Linked DNA regions of Homo sapiens: region 1 is linked to region 2. Evidence: chromatin contacts called from ENCODE Hi-C data. All regions are on one chromosome and are shown on one strand. The core of a region is the stretch at or near the end of the contact, and the rest is flanking DNA. Distances in the headings are between cores, read along the strand shown. Region 1 overlaps FOXP1 (forkhead box P1). Region 2 overlaps LRIG1 (leucine rich repeats and immunoglobulin like domains 1).

Region 1 (5,828 bases), core at 2,253-4,752, 4.7 Mb before region 2:
ATGTTATCATATACCTATGTTATCGTCTCTGAATCTTTGATATATGCCAGATGGGTTGCAAATTCTACAGTGAATTGTTCACTTCTGTAGGTCTTCTGTGCAGGACCCTAGCTCTCCTGTAATGGCAGTGCAACTGCTGAGAAGAAAAGACAGAGTGCAATGATCATGCTTCCCCACTCTGACCCCCTCCTAGTTCTTCCCTGCACTCTTAAGGAGGCAGTTGCACAGTTATTTTTTATTTGACATTATAGTTACATATATGCAAAGAAGATCAGGGAGTATGCTCATTTTATTGTGTCTTGATGTGTTGGGAAGGGAAGCATGGATTATAAAATTATCTTTTCATCAAGCCTTCTAGTTAGAGTTGACTTGCTTCTCCTGGGGACTGAGTAATTTGTTACTCTTCATTGCCCTGTTACTTTTTCCCCCCAAGGGTGGTTCTCCTCACACCTGCAGGAGACTTGTTCTTTCACTTCTGTATTATCACATTACATACTGCACTTATGAAAAACGGGGCAAATGTTTTCTAACAGCCATCGTGACAACTCTGTTACAAACAGGGAGGTACTGTTTAGTTGAAAAACATGGGAATATCCAAGAAAAATGTGAAAGAAGCTTAGAAAATGAAATTTCTTGAAAATAGGAATCGAGAGATTTGTTTTATGATGGGAGCAAGGTTGAAGAAAGTAAGGAATTGATTCCCCATTAGAGATTGCAAACTGATGGCCCGCAGGCTAGATACTGTTTTGTTTATGCACACAACATTTAACCTTTTTTTGGTTCGAACTTTTTGAAGGCTTTCTTTTTCTTTGCAAAGATTTAAAAAATCTGGAGATTTCCCATGAAAATCTCATTTTCTGTCATCTCCTAAAAAAGAAAAAAATCAGAAGTTCAAGCAATATACATAGCACCAGTTATCTGGAGCAGAGAAATGCTGCCCATTCCCACTTTGCCATGGACTTCAACTCATTTCAGTAGCCTGCCTGTCTGCTGTCTATCCCTCTTCTAAGTGGCTCAAGGTTTCATGAACAGATTCACCTCAGAGTCTCAAAGGCAACAGCACGCTATAGTGGCCCAGCTAGAGCCCAGGCATTTTGGAATTCTTGATTTCTTTGTATCTTTGTACCCTGATTATAGACTGATGTCTTTTTAAACTGGCTGCCTTGTGAAAATTAGAGTTCCTCTTTCTTAACTAGGACTGTGGGTAGTAGTGATCCCCATGTGGCAAGGATGGGGCAGGGAAGAGTGTTCCTGCAGGAAGAAAGTGTGTGCAAGCCAGATGACATGCAACTGCCCTCATGATCAGATTTGGATAACTCTGTTATTTACTCCAAACCTTAGTGTCTTACAGTTTAAACATTTATTCTTTTACACACTTTCTGTGAGTCAGAGATAGGGGAGTGGCTTAGCTGGGTGGTTCAGGCTCATAGCATCTCATGAGATTGCAGTCAAAATGTGAGGCTGGGGCATGATTGGGGCTAGGGGAGCCGCTTCCAAGATGGCTCGCTCACATGGCTGTCAGCAGGAGGCCTCAAGTTCTCAGGCTGTGGACCTCTCCATAGTGTGACTTCAGTGCCCTTGTGATGTGGCAGCTGGCTTTTCCCAGAGTGATCCAAGTTGTGACCTAGCCTTGGAAATCACATACCATTACTTCTGCCATATTTATTGGTCACAGAGACCGGCCCTGACATGGTGTTGGAAGGTACTATCCAAGGCATGAATACCAAATGGTGAGAATCTTTGGGGCTTGTTTCGGAGGTTGGGTGCCACTGATTCCAACCTCCTCATTAGCCCTATTTAGAATCAGAGTAAGAGCAAGTCAGTGTAATTGTTTATAAAGTGTCATATCCTTCAGCTATGTTGGATGGAAGAAAGGTCAAAATGTGACCTGAGCACTGGTGTACTCTTGGCGTAAGGTCATTGGCCAAAGTATTATTCACTTCACTAAAAGATTTGCCTGTACTAATAAGAAAGAGAGATTGACAAAAGAGATGAACTGCACTAAGGTATTTGGTGAGTTCGATTTCTTTCTCAAATTATGCAAATTTCCTCCAGCGTTTCCCCCTAAACAATGGGAAGTTGCATATTCTCAAAGCTGTAAGACCTTCAAAGATAATCTCAGAGTGATTTTAAGGCAAAATAAGTAGTTTAATATTTATATCTAACTGCATCTCTGGTGTCTCAGAAGTCTTTGACATCATTGGAATGACTTTGTTAGTACCTTTCCCATAAATAGTTAGCTAGACAGGTGAAAGTTCAAGAAAAATAATGAGATCCTTTACGCAACTCAAATAGACTGTTCATGAGATTCCCTGTTCAACAAACATCTGACAAATTATTGGGTGGTTGTGTTGACCTAGACACCTAGAGTGAGGCACCTAGAGTGAGCAGCAGAGAAAGCAGCCGGGAGATTACATTCTTATGGGACATTAAACTGGTAAGCCAAAAAAAAAAAAACAAAAAACAAAACAATGTATCACCACATGTTGTGTGACGATGAAATCTGTAAGAAAACAAAGTAGATTAAGATAAACACCGTGGTGATGACAGTCCCATGTTTGACTGGCTGGCCAGGGAAGGACTCTGAGGAAATGGTCTTTGAGTAGAGACCTTGACTGAGTGAGGGACTGAGTCTTGCGTCTATCTAGGGAAGAAAGTTTCAGGTTCGGGGAAGAGCAAGTTTAAGAGCCCCCAATCAGAAACAAGCTTGGTTGCTCTTTCGCAATTTCCAGAGACTCCATCTATTCCCCAGCATCTTGGTTCTCACCACTGCACTGCTTATGGTTGACCGTCAGCTTTGCTTTTTTGACCATAGTCTTACAGCCCTGGCTTAGCCTTCTCTGAAAACATACATTTGCACACTAAGCCAGATTCACATGGGAGGTACATTATGCCGTGGCCTAGTCTAGTGTGTATTTCCCCTTTCTCTCCCCACAAAGATTTTACAAAACTTATACATGCAAACAGGTATTTTTGTTTGTTTCACATGAGTCGCTTTTGCATAATATAACAAGCCCATGATTTCACATGTACAGTAATTCATAGAAAGTGATAGTCATCTTGCTTAGACACCTTAGTTCTCAAATCTAGCCTGCTAAATATAGTACCTTCTCAGACCCATATAAGGTGTCATAAAAAAAGAAAAAATAAAGGTCAAAGTTTCCCCACCCACAAATTTGGTTATAAAAACAGCAAAGCAGGGTTTTTCTGAACTTGAATCAGTAAATTTTTAATTTAAATAGTATCCTGTTTTGACAAAGTGCTAAACCACAGAGGTCTGAGAAAGACACTCTTAAGCCTTTGTCAATACCAGCTGGCATCTCTCAACAGGAAACCTTGGATGACTTTTGTTGTCATTTTGTGATGCACTGACAAGGAATGCGTGCCCTTATTTGTTGCATCAAGGAAATGGTCAGAGTACCTCTGATGCGGCTCGATGCCGTTTACATCAATATGTTGCATAATCCTTTGCCAGACAAAACCGGTATTTTGTTGTCGTTGTTTGATCAATTAACATTGGATTTCTGGCTTTGCTAAGTGCACCTCCAGAGCAAGACACAAAATGATGTCACATGAGTTCTGTTCTCTGACCCACCCAACAAAGAACTGAGCTAACCTGCAACCCTTTTCCTGCCTTGGTCTTTTGATCTCATCAGTTGTGCAGCTCACCTCTTCAGGGCCTGCACAGCTCTTGAATGGTGTGGACTGTCCCGAGGAAATCCAAGGTACTATAAGAGCTCTTTGTTGGAATTCAGTCCCTAGCCCTCTCTTTATCTCACTTTGTTTCATGTTGAATAGTAAGTTGCATTTTACTGTTATGGTGACTGCATTTTTCTTATGGGGCCTTCAGGGTAAACAGCCGTTAGTTTCCATCTGTGAACACACATGTAGCTTGTGTTTGGGTAGGGTGCCTGGTGCTTCCAAAGTCATTATTTTCTCTGTAATGTTTGTTCTCCATGGTTGTGCATAGATAGATTCTATGCCCCAGTGCAGGACGAAGAGGTAGCCTGTAATTCCAGCTGAATGTGTTGCAGTTGAAAGTGGGACGGGAGTGGAAGCAAGTGATGGATCAAGCAAATCGCTTTTAATTTTACATAAATTGGTTTTCTGCTTTCCTCTGGGGCAGAAGTTTGCTGCTCAGGGTCATGTTAAATGTCGCTGATGATTTGGAAGAGAGGCATTCCTGGAAAATATCCGGTGAGACAGAACTTGGGATTTCAGTCCCTGCCTCTCATTGACAGACTTGGGGAAATTAGAGATGGAGTCTCTAGCCTGGGATGGGAGCCGTTATCTCTGGACCAGCTAGAGACACTGGAGATTAGAAAAGGCAACAGCAATTTTAGATTCCCGAAGAATAAAATTATCATGACATTTATCAAATGTGCTCCCTTTCCCCCCGGTACATTGCATAATAATGATGTTTGTATATGTTGTTGTCACATAAGCAAGAACGAGAGAAGATCCCCTTTCATGGGATGCTCACAGATTTCCTTAATATGAAATTAACTAGCAGTCCTAGATAAGTAAGCTAGAACTGTAATGGGCACAGTCTGAAAGAGGGCAGAGCTTTCTTTTTGCCCCTTGGCCAAGGACAAAACATGGGCAAGGCCAGTTGTCAACATGAGACACTGGTTTCAGGTTTGCAGCTACAAAGAATACAGTTGTGATGGATTTCAATCCGATATTTGCAGTTCCAATGCTAGAATTTTCAGCCATGTCATCCTGAGTCTCTTTAGGCTTTAGAAACAAAGGATTCATGTTTGAATCGTGACCTGCCACCATGACCTTGGGCAAAATAGAAAACTTTGTTTCTTTGTCTATAAAATGGCCGTAAATGTGCGGTGGCTCACGCCTGTAATCCTAGCACTTTGGGAGGCCAAGGCGGGCAGATCACGAGGTCAAGAGATCAAGGCCATCCTGGCCAACATGGTGAAATCCTGTCTCTACTAAAAATACAAAAAATAGCTGGGTGTGGTGGCACCCGCCTGTGGTCCCAGCTACTCAGGAGGCTGAGGCAGGAGAATCGCTTGAACCCAGGAGGCGGAGGTTGCAGTGAGCCAAGATCACACCACTGCACTCCAGTCTGGCAACACAGTGAGACTCCATGTAAAAAAAAAAAAAAGGCCATAAATGATACCCACCATACAAGAACCAAATGAAAACTTGGACATAAAGCACCCAGCTAGAGACACACAGCATGTGACATACGCTTAACGAAAGGTGCTAATAATGTTATTAGAATTTCACTGGATTGTTGTTGATGATTCTAATATAATATTCCTTAATAGTAAAAAGCTGAAGCCATAGGAGCCCAGTAATCTTCACCTGGAATTTCACAGTAACAGGAAAATAAATGAAACTTTGGGATACTAAATATTAATGGGGTGAAGTAAAAAAAGCTAAGTGGGGCCTGGCGTAGTAGCTCACACCTGTGATGTGAGGCACTTTGGGAGGCCAAGGCAAGAGAATTGCTTGAGGCCAGGACTTCGGGACCAGCCTGGGTAACACAGGGAGACCCTATCTCTACAAAAAAAAATTTTTTTTTAAATTAGCTGAATGTGGTGTTATGCACCTGGAGTCGCAGCTACTTAGGAGGCTGACATGGGAGGATTGCTTGACCATGGGAGGTTGAGGTTGCAGTGAGCTGTGATTGTGTCACTGTACTCCAGCCTGGGGGACAGAGTGAGACCTCGTCTCAGAAAAGAAAAGCAAAAAGCTAAGTGGAAGAAAAAAAGTAGTTGCAAGCTGTTACAGAGCTGGACAGAAAATGCATAGAAATAAGTGGCTTTTGGCAAATTCTTTGAGTGAAAGAAATGAACAGCCACTAA
Region 2 (6,133 bases), core at 971-3,470:
TTGCTCCTCTTTTGCGTTTTCAAGATTCTTTGTCTTTGGCACCTGACAGCTTGACTATGATGAATCTGCGTTTGGATCTTTGAATTTACTCTACTTGGAGTTCATTAAGATTCTTGGATGTGTGGCTGCACATTTTTCATCAAATTTGGGGCCATTGTTTTGCAGATACTTTTTCTCTTCCTTTTTCTTTCTTCTCCTTCTTGGACTCCCATGATTTGTATGTTGTTGTGCTTGATGCTGTCCCACAAGTCTCTGTGGTTCTTTTCATTTTACCTCATTCTTTTTTCTTTGTTTCTCAGACTACATAATCTCAGTTGACTGTCTCAAGTTCCCTGCCCCCTCCTTCTGCCAGCTCAGTTCTGCTGTCAAGCCCCTCTAGTGAATTTTTCATTTCAGTTATTGTACTTCTAAGTTTCAAAATTTCTACTTGGTTCATATCTATAATTTCTCTTTATTGCTATAAAATTTTCTCATACTTTATCCTTTTTTTTTTTTTTTTTTTTTTTTTTGAGACAGAGTCTTGCTCTGTCACCCAGGCTGGAGGGCAGTGGCGTGATCTTGGCTCACTGCAAGCTCCGCCTCCTGGGTTCATGCCATTCTCCTGCCTCGGCCTCCCTAGTAGCTGGGACTACAGGCACCTGCCACCACACCCGGCTAATTTTTTTTTTTTTTTTGTATTTTTAGTAGAGACAGGGTTTCCCCATGTTAGCCAGGATGGTCTTGATCTCCTGACCTCATGATCCTCCTGCCTCAGCCTCCCAAAGTGCTGGGATTATAGGCGTGAGCCACCCCACCTGGCCACTATCCTTCGATATTTTTTTTAAGACATGGTTTCCTTGAGGTGTTTGAATATGCCTATAATTGCCGATTTAAAAAGTTTATTTAGTGAATCTAAGTCTGGGCTCCCTCAGAGACAGTTTCTGTTGACTGCTTTTTTTCCTGTTTGAGTGTTTCATAATATTTTGTTGAAAATTGGGCATTTAAAATAAAATAATGTGGCAACTCTGGAAATTGGATATTCCCTTTCTCCTCCCCCAGGATTTGCTGCTGTTGCTGTTTATTGTTACAGCTTGCCTAGTGACTTTTCCTGGACAAAGGCTATATAAAGTCCGTCCCCTTAAGTCCCTGCTTGTTTAGTTTAGTGGTTAGCTAATGGTTGGACAGAGAAGTCACCACAACCACTGTCTCCTATCCTTTACCGACGGCTTGTGTGTTTGTGTTGGGGTGTGCCATCACTTCCTATTTGTGTAGACAGTCATGCTCAGCCACAGGTGACAAATGAGGACCCCCTCACGTCTTTCCTGGGTGTGCACATGGCCTTGCACCTGCATGTGGCTGTCTAGATCCCCAGGAATGTATTGGACCTTTTCAAAGCCCACCATTAACACTGTATTCCCCACATTTTCCTTTATAGTTTTTTGGCCAGCTGCTTGTTTGCCCCATGGGTATTGTCCCCTCAGACAGCTGCGCTGTTGAACAGTGGCTACTGATTGTTGTAGTCATGTGCCCTGGGGCTAGGGCTTCTCCTGCTCGGCAAACTAGATCAGGGCAAATCAATGCAAATCCTGTGAATGGGGCTTTCCGTGTTGCTGCCAGATAGGCCACATGGTGTCAGTTCTGAGGATGGGGCTTTTGGGGAGCCCATTCTGACCCTTGAGTGGTTGCTAGGCTGCTGGGTTTCAAGGCTACCATGGAGCTGGGGAGGGAAGAATGGGGCTTTGGATAAGTTAAAATACCACAAAGCTCACATTTCTGAGATGTTGCTATTTGCTTGAATCAACAATCCATGGATTGTTGTAAGCCTTTGGTTTTCCAGAATTCTGAAAAAGTTGCTTTTGACCATTTTTCCAGGTGTTTTCCTTGTTTTAATGGAGGTGCAGATTTTTGGAGGTCCTTATTCTGACATTTTGGAAGTGTTTTACACCCCCTCCTTTTGGAGTAAGGTTTGTGGGTAAGATCTCTGCAGTCATGACCAGTGGTGCCTGACTGTTTTGTGTGAAAGTCAGCAGGCAGAGCCAGTTGTCTTAAGGAAACTGCCGGCTGGCTGGTTTGAGAACTGAGAAGTGGTGGGTTAATTTCTAATCAAGGAGTGTGATCATAAAGGTGATCAGTACTCACAGACTTCTAATTAGATGAGGTCAGATGTCCATGGTGCAACTCTTACGGCATCTGGTTGGTGGGGCTGAGGATGCACAGGGACCTCAAGCTCTGGTTCCTGCTTGGTGTCTGTGTCAGTTTCTGTTAGCATGAACAGCAGCTGGTTCCTCTGTGTACCAAGAACCCAGCGCTTTACAGTTGACCCTTCTCTCCCCAGATGACTTCCTGAAGCCACAGATCATCACCCAGCCAGAAACCACCATGGCTATGGTGGGCAAGGACATCCGGTTTACATGCTCAGCAGCCAGCAGCAGCAGCTCCCCCATGACCTTTGCCTGGAAGAAAGACAATGAAGTCCTGACCAATGCAGACATGGAGAACTTTGTCCACGTCCACGCGCAGGACGGGGAAGTGATGGAGTACACCACCATCCTGCACCTCCGTCAGGTCACTTTCGGGCACGAGGGCCGCTACCAATGTGTCATCACCAACCACTTTGGCTCCACCTATTCACATAAGGCCAGGCTCACCGTGAATGGTATGGAAACACCATCTTTGTTATAGTACCAGAATCCTACAAAGCACACTCCTGATTGCCCTTTCAGCTTTCCATGTAGAGATGACTGAGACAGGACACACACATGCTTCTGTGGGGCACTGTTAAATCCTATTGTTGCCTGGGTTTGCCCCAGAGCAAGTTTTGCAGATTTCAAGGGTTATTCACAATGAGTTACTTGTTTTTGGTGAGTTTTAAAAATCTAGTTATTGGCCGGGTGCTGTGGCTCATGCCTGTAATCCCAGCAGTTGGGAGACTGAGGTGGGCAGATCACTTGAAGCCAGGAGTTCGAGACTAGTGTGGCCAACATAGTGAAACCCCGTCTCTACTAAAAATACAAAAATTAGCCAGGTGTGGTGGCACATGCCTGTAATCCCAGCTACTTGGGAGGCTGAGGCACAAGAATTGCTTGAACCCAGGAGGTGGACGTTGCAGTGAGCCGAGATCACTCCACTGCATTCCAGCCTGGGTGTCAAAGTGAGACTGTCTCAAAAACAAAACAAAAACTAGTTATTAAGTCAAATTGTGGAGAGCTAAGCCTTGTTTTGTCCAGTTCTTATCCTCTATAAGCCAAGAGATCTGGCTTCCAAATTCCAAATACCCCTTAGCCTGGGGAAGCTGCTGTTCTTTGAGTAGATGGCACAGCATTGGAGTCAGAGGCTAGCTACTGCTCCAGAGACTGTGGAGTGCAAGGCTGGTGTGAGCCCTGGCCTGAAAGACACAGTGTCCTGGCAGTTGACAGGTTTTTACTCATTAACCAGCCTTGGAGCTTGTCAAGGGGACCATGTGTTATTGTGTGTTTGGAGGAGGGGGGTGGGGAGTAGATAGCTTGAAGAGTTTACTGTCCCACCCCAGTAACCTAATGGGGTTATCCTGATTACTAACTCTCTAGTTAAAAAGAATTGGCTTGAGAATCATCAGAATGGTGGATCTGCTTTGCTCTTTAAGCCCCCACAGATCACAGCGAAACACCTTCTTTACCACACTGTAGTGGGGTTGTCTTGGCTTATTCCAAGTCCTCACAGCTTCCGAAAGACTCAGCTGTTTGTTAGACTCTCCCCAAAATTGACGTTGACAGGAACTCTGGTGGTGCCTGACACGTGGCTGGATGCGTCCCACTCTGTCAGGACATCGATCTTTAGGCTGAGCAAGCTAGCAAGCTGAATGCTTCCTGCCTGGGTATACGGCAGTGGGCAGGAACAGCCTGGGTGAACAACCATCCAAATGGATGAGCCATCCCATTCATCCCATGAACACCCATCCAAACGGATGAGCCATCCCATTGCTCTCCCAAGGTGGAGGCATGCCCACCTTCCCTCTGTAATTCCATCTCCACAGCCTCTCTCTTGGTGGGTAAAGCAGGCAAGCATCAGGCCTACCTAGTGTGGATGGGCACCCCCTGCAACTCCCGTATAGGCACTGCCATGTAGAGTAAAAGCCTTTGCTTTGAAGGGACTATAGCCAGCCTAGGGTGTACAATGCAAGGCTGATGGGATGGAAGTGTTCCAACTGTGGTGGGAGAAGCTGGGGGTTCCTGATTCACAGGTGGCAGGAGTGGTCCTGGGCAGACATTGGGAGAAAAGAAGTGAACTGGCACTGGGCACAGTGACAGGTAGGTGTTTGCCAGAGGACTTCCTGGTTTTGCATCTAGCTGTCCCGTAACCCGACCCTGTATACGTATGTTTTCCAGTGTTGCCATCATTCACCAAAACGCCCCACGACATAACCATCCGGACCACCACCATGGCCCGCCTCGAATGTGCTGCCACAGGTCACCCAAACCCTCAGATTGCCTGGCAGAAGGATGGAGGCACGGATTTCCCCGCTGCCCGTGAGCGACGCATGCATGTCATGCCGGATGACGACGTGTTTTTCATCACTGATGTGAAAATAGATGACGCAGGGGTTTACAGCTGTACTGCTCAGAACTCAGCCGGTTCTATTTCAGCTAATGCCACCCTGACTGTCCTAGGTTTGCCTATTGCTCTACTGTGTGTGTGTGTGTGTGTGTGTGAGCGAGAGAGAGAGACTCTCAAATGCTCTGTGTGGCCAGGGGTGGTATGCGTTGTGGGCCTTTCGACCCTGTTTGAAATTTGGGGCTGCTTTTTGAGTTGAGTTAATTTTTCTTAAACAAGTGTTTCTATCTCTTTAAAAGAAATGATAGCTGGTGAATTAAGAGTCTTCATAGGGTTTAGCTACAGAACATTTTAAGAATTGGACAGGATGGATGTGGGCTTGGTCAAGAGCTACAGAACATTTTAAGAATTGGACAGGATGGATGTGGGCTTGGTCAAGAATAAGGACACAGGCCTGACACAGGACAGTTAGGGAATAGCAGGGGCTTTTGTCAGCAGAGGTTCACTGTCCCTGTGGAAGCCACTCCCAGCATGGAGATGACTCAGTCAATGAGTTGAAGGGTCTTCTCCAAAGCTTGCCACTCTGAGACAGAATCTCAGATGCATCTCATTGATATGTTGGATTGTCCGTTGTCCAGAAGACCGGGCAGAGCCAGAGCAACGGAGGCCCTGAGAATGACTAAGATCTCTGTTGCTCTCTTGTAGAGACCCCATCCTTGGTGGTCCCCTTGGAAGACCGTGTGGTATCTGTGGGAGAAACAGTGGCCCTCCAATGCAAAGCCACGGGGAACCCTCCGCCCCGCATCACCTGGTTCAAGGGGGACCGCCCGCTGAGCCTCACTGAGCGGCACCACTTGACCCCTGACAACCAGCTCCTGGTGGTTCAGAACGTGGTGGCAGAGGATGCGGGCCGATATACCTGTGAGATGTCCAACACCCTGGGCACGGAGCGAGCTCACAGCCAGCTGAGCGTCCTGCCCGCAGCAGGCTGCAGGAAGGATGGGACCACGGTAGGCATCTTCACCATTGCTGTCGTGAGCAGCATCGTCCTGACGTCACTGGTCTGGGTGTGCATCATCTACCAGACCAGGAAGAAGAGTGAAGAGTACAGTGTCACCAACACAGGTCAGGCCCTGCCAGCGGAGCTGACTTTCAAGGAGGGAGGAATGGCAGTGATGCTGGGGAACTGGGCCGGGTTCCAGTGGCTTTTGAAAGAATTGCACTGTGTTCAGAACTCCTGAGGGTTTAGTCCCACTAATTCCATTTTAACTTTGAGGAACTTAACCTTAAACAGGAATACTCTCAAATTTAACCTTAAACAGGAATACTCACAAATACAAGTAACTGACGCACCATGCAGTTTTCCCTCTCCTTGCTAACTCAGAGGCCGCCTATGCACAGGCCCTGCTGCCACGTAGTAGGTTGTTCCTGAAACAGTGCGGTACTTCTGTGAGCCCCGGCTTTCCATCACTGGTCTCCACTTCTTGTGGCGTCTGGCATCTGCTGGCTGCGCTCTTCACGCTGGGTGTAGAGTAAAGCTGAGCAGGCTCTGGGAGGGCCTGTTGCGTACATGGACTCCATGTCATCTCTCTGCACAGCGCTGATGGTCGTCACTGGGAGGATC

What was found. A loop is a pair of places that touch in the nucleus more often than their neighbours do. Pooled maps may share reads with other maps.
Region 1: a map with no recorded cell type shows a loop between it and region 2 (14-fold over the local background). The contact joins two enhancer-like sites. A Hi-C loop is called at or near these places in 2 of 37 single-sample maps with no recorded cell type and 1 of 50 pooled maps.

What each region holds. Positions count from the first base shown.
Region 1 is chr3:71,085,030-71,090,857 of GRCh38, reverse strand. All of the region lies in intron 7 of FOXP1 (forkhead box P1), which reads left to right. It overlaps LOC124906247 (a long non-coding RNA gene), which reads right to left. Exons shown (of 2, transcript XR_007095956.1): 2 at 2,143-5,828. Among named protein-coding and RNA genes, the nearest start is that of FOXP1-AS1, 200 kb to the left of the region's middle. RefSeq lists an enhancer at 2,915-3,014. Within about 2 kb of position 3,502, at least 7 of the 41 ENCODE cell types and tissues checked have a DNase peak (open chromatin) inside an H3K27ac peak, as active enhancers do.
Region 2 is chr3:66,382,483-66,388,615 of GRCh38, reverse strand. LRIG1 (leucine rich repeats and immunoglobulin like domains 1) reads left to right here. Exons shown (of 19, transcript NM_015541.3): 13 at 2,315-2,635; 14 at 4,344-4,625; 15 at 5,215-5,634. Among named protein-coding and RNA genes, the nearest start is that of LRIG1, 120 kb to the left of the region's middle. RefSeq lists enhancers at 1,564-1,623, 1,654-1,733, 1,744-1,913, 2,374-2,473, 4,920-5,419 and 1 more. Within about 2 kb of position 2,220, at least 3 of the 41 ENCODE cell types and tissues checked have a DNase peak (open chromatin) inside an H3K27ac peak, as active enhancers do.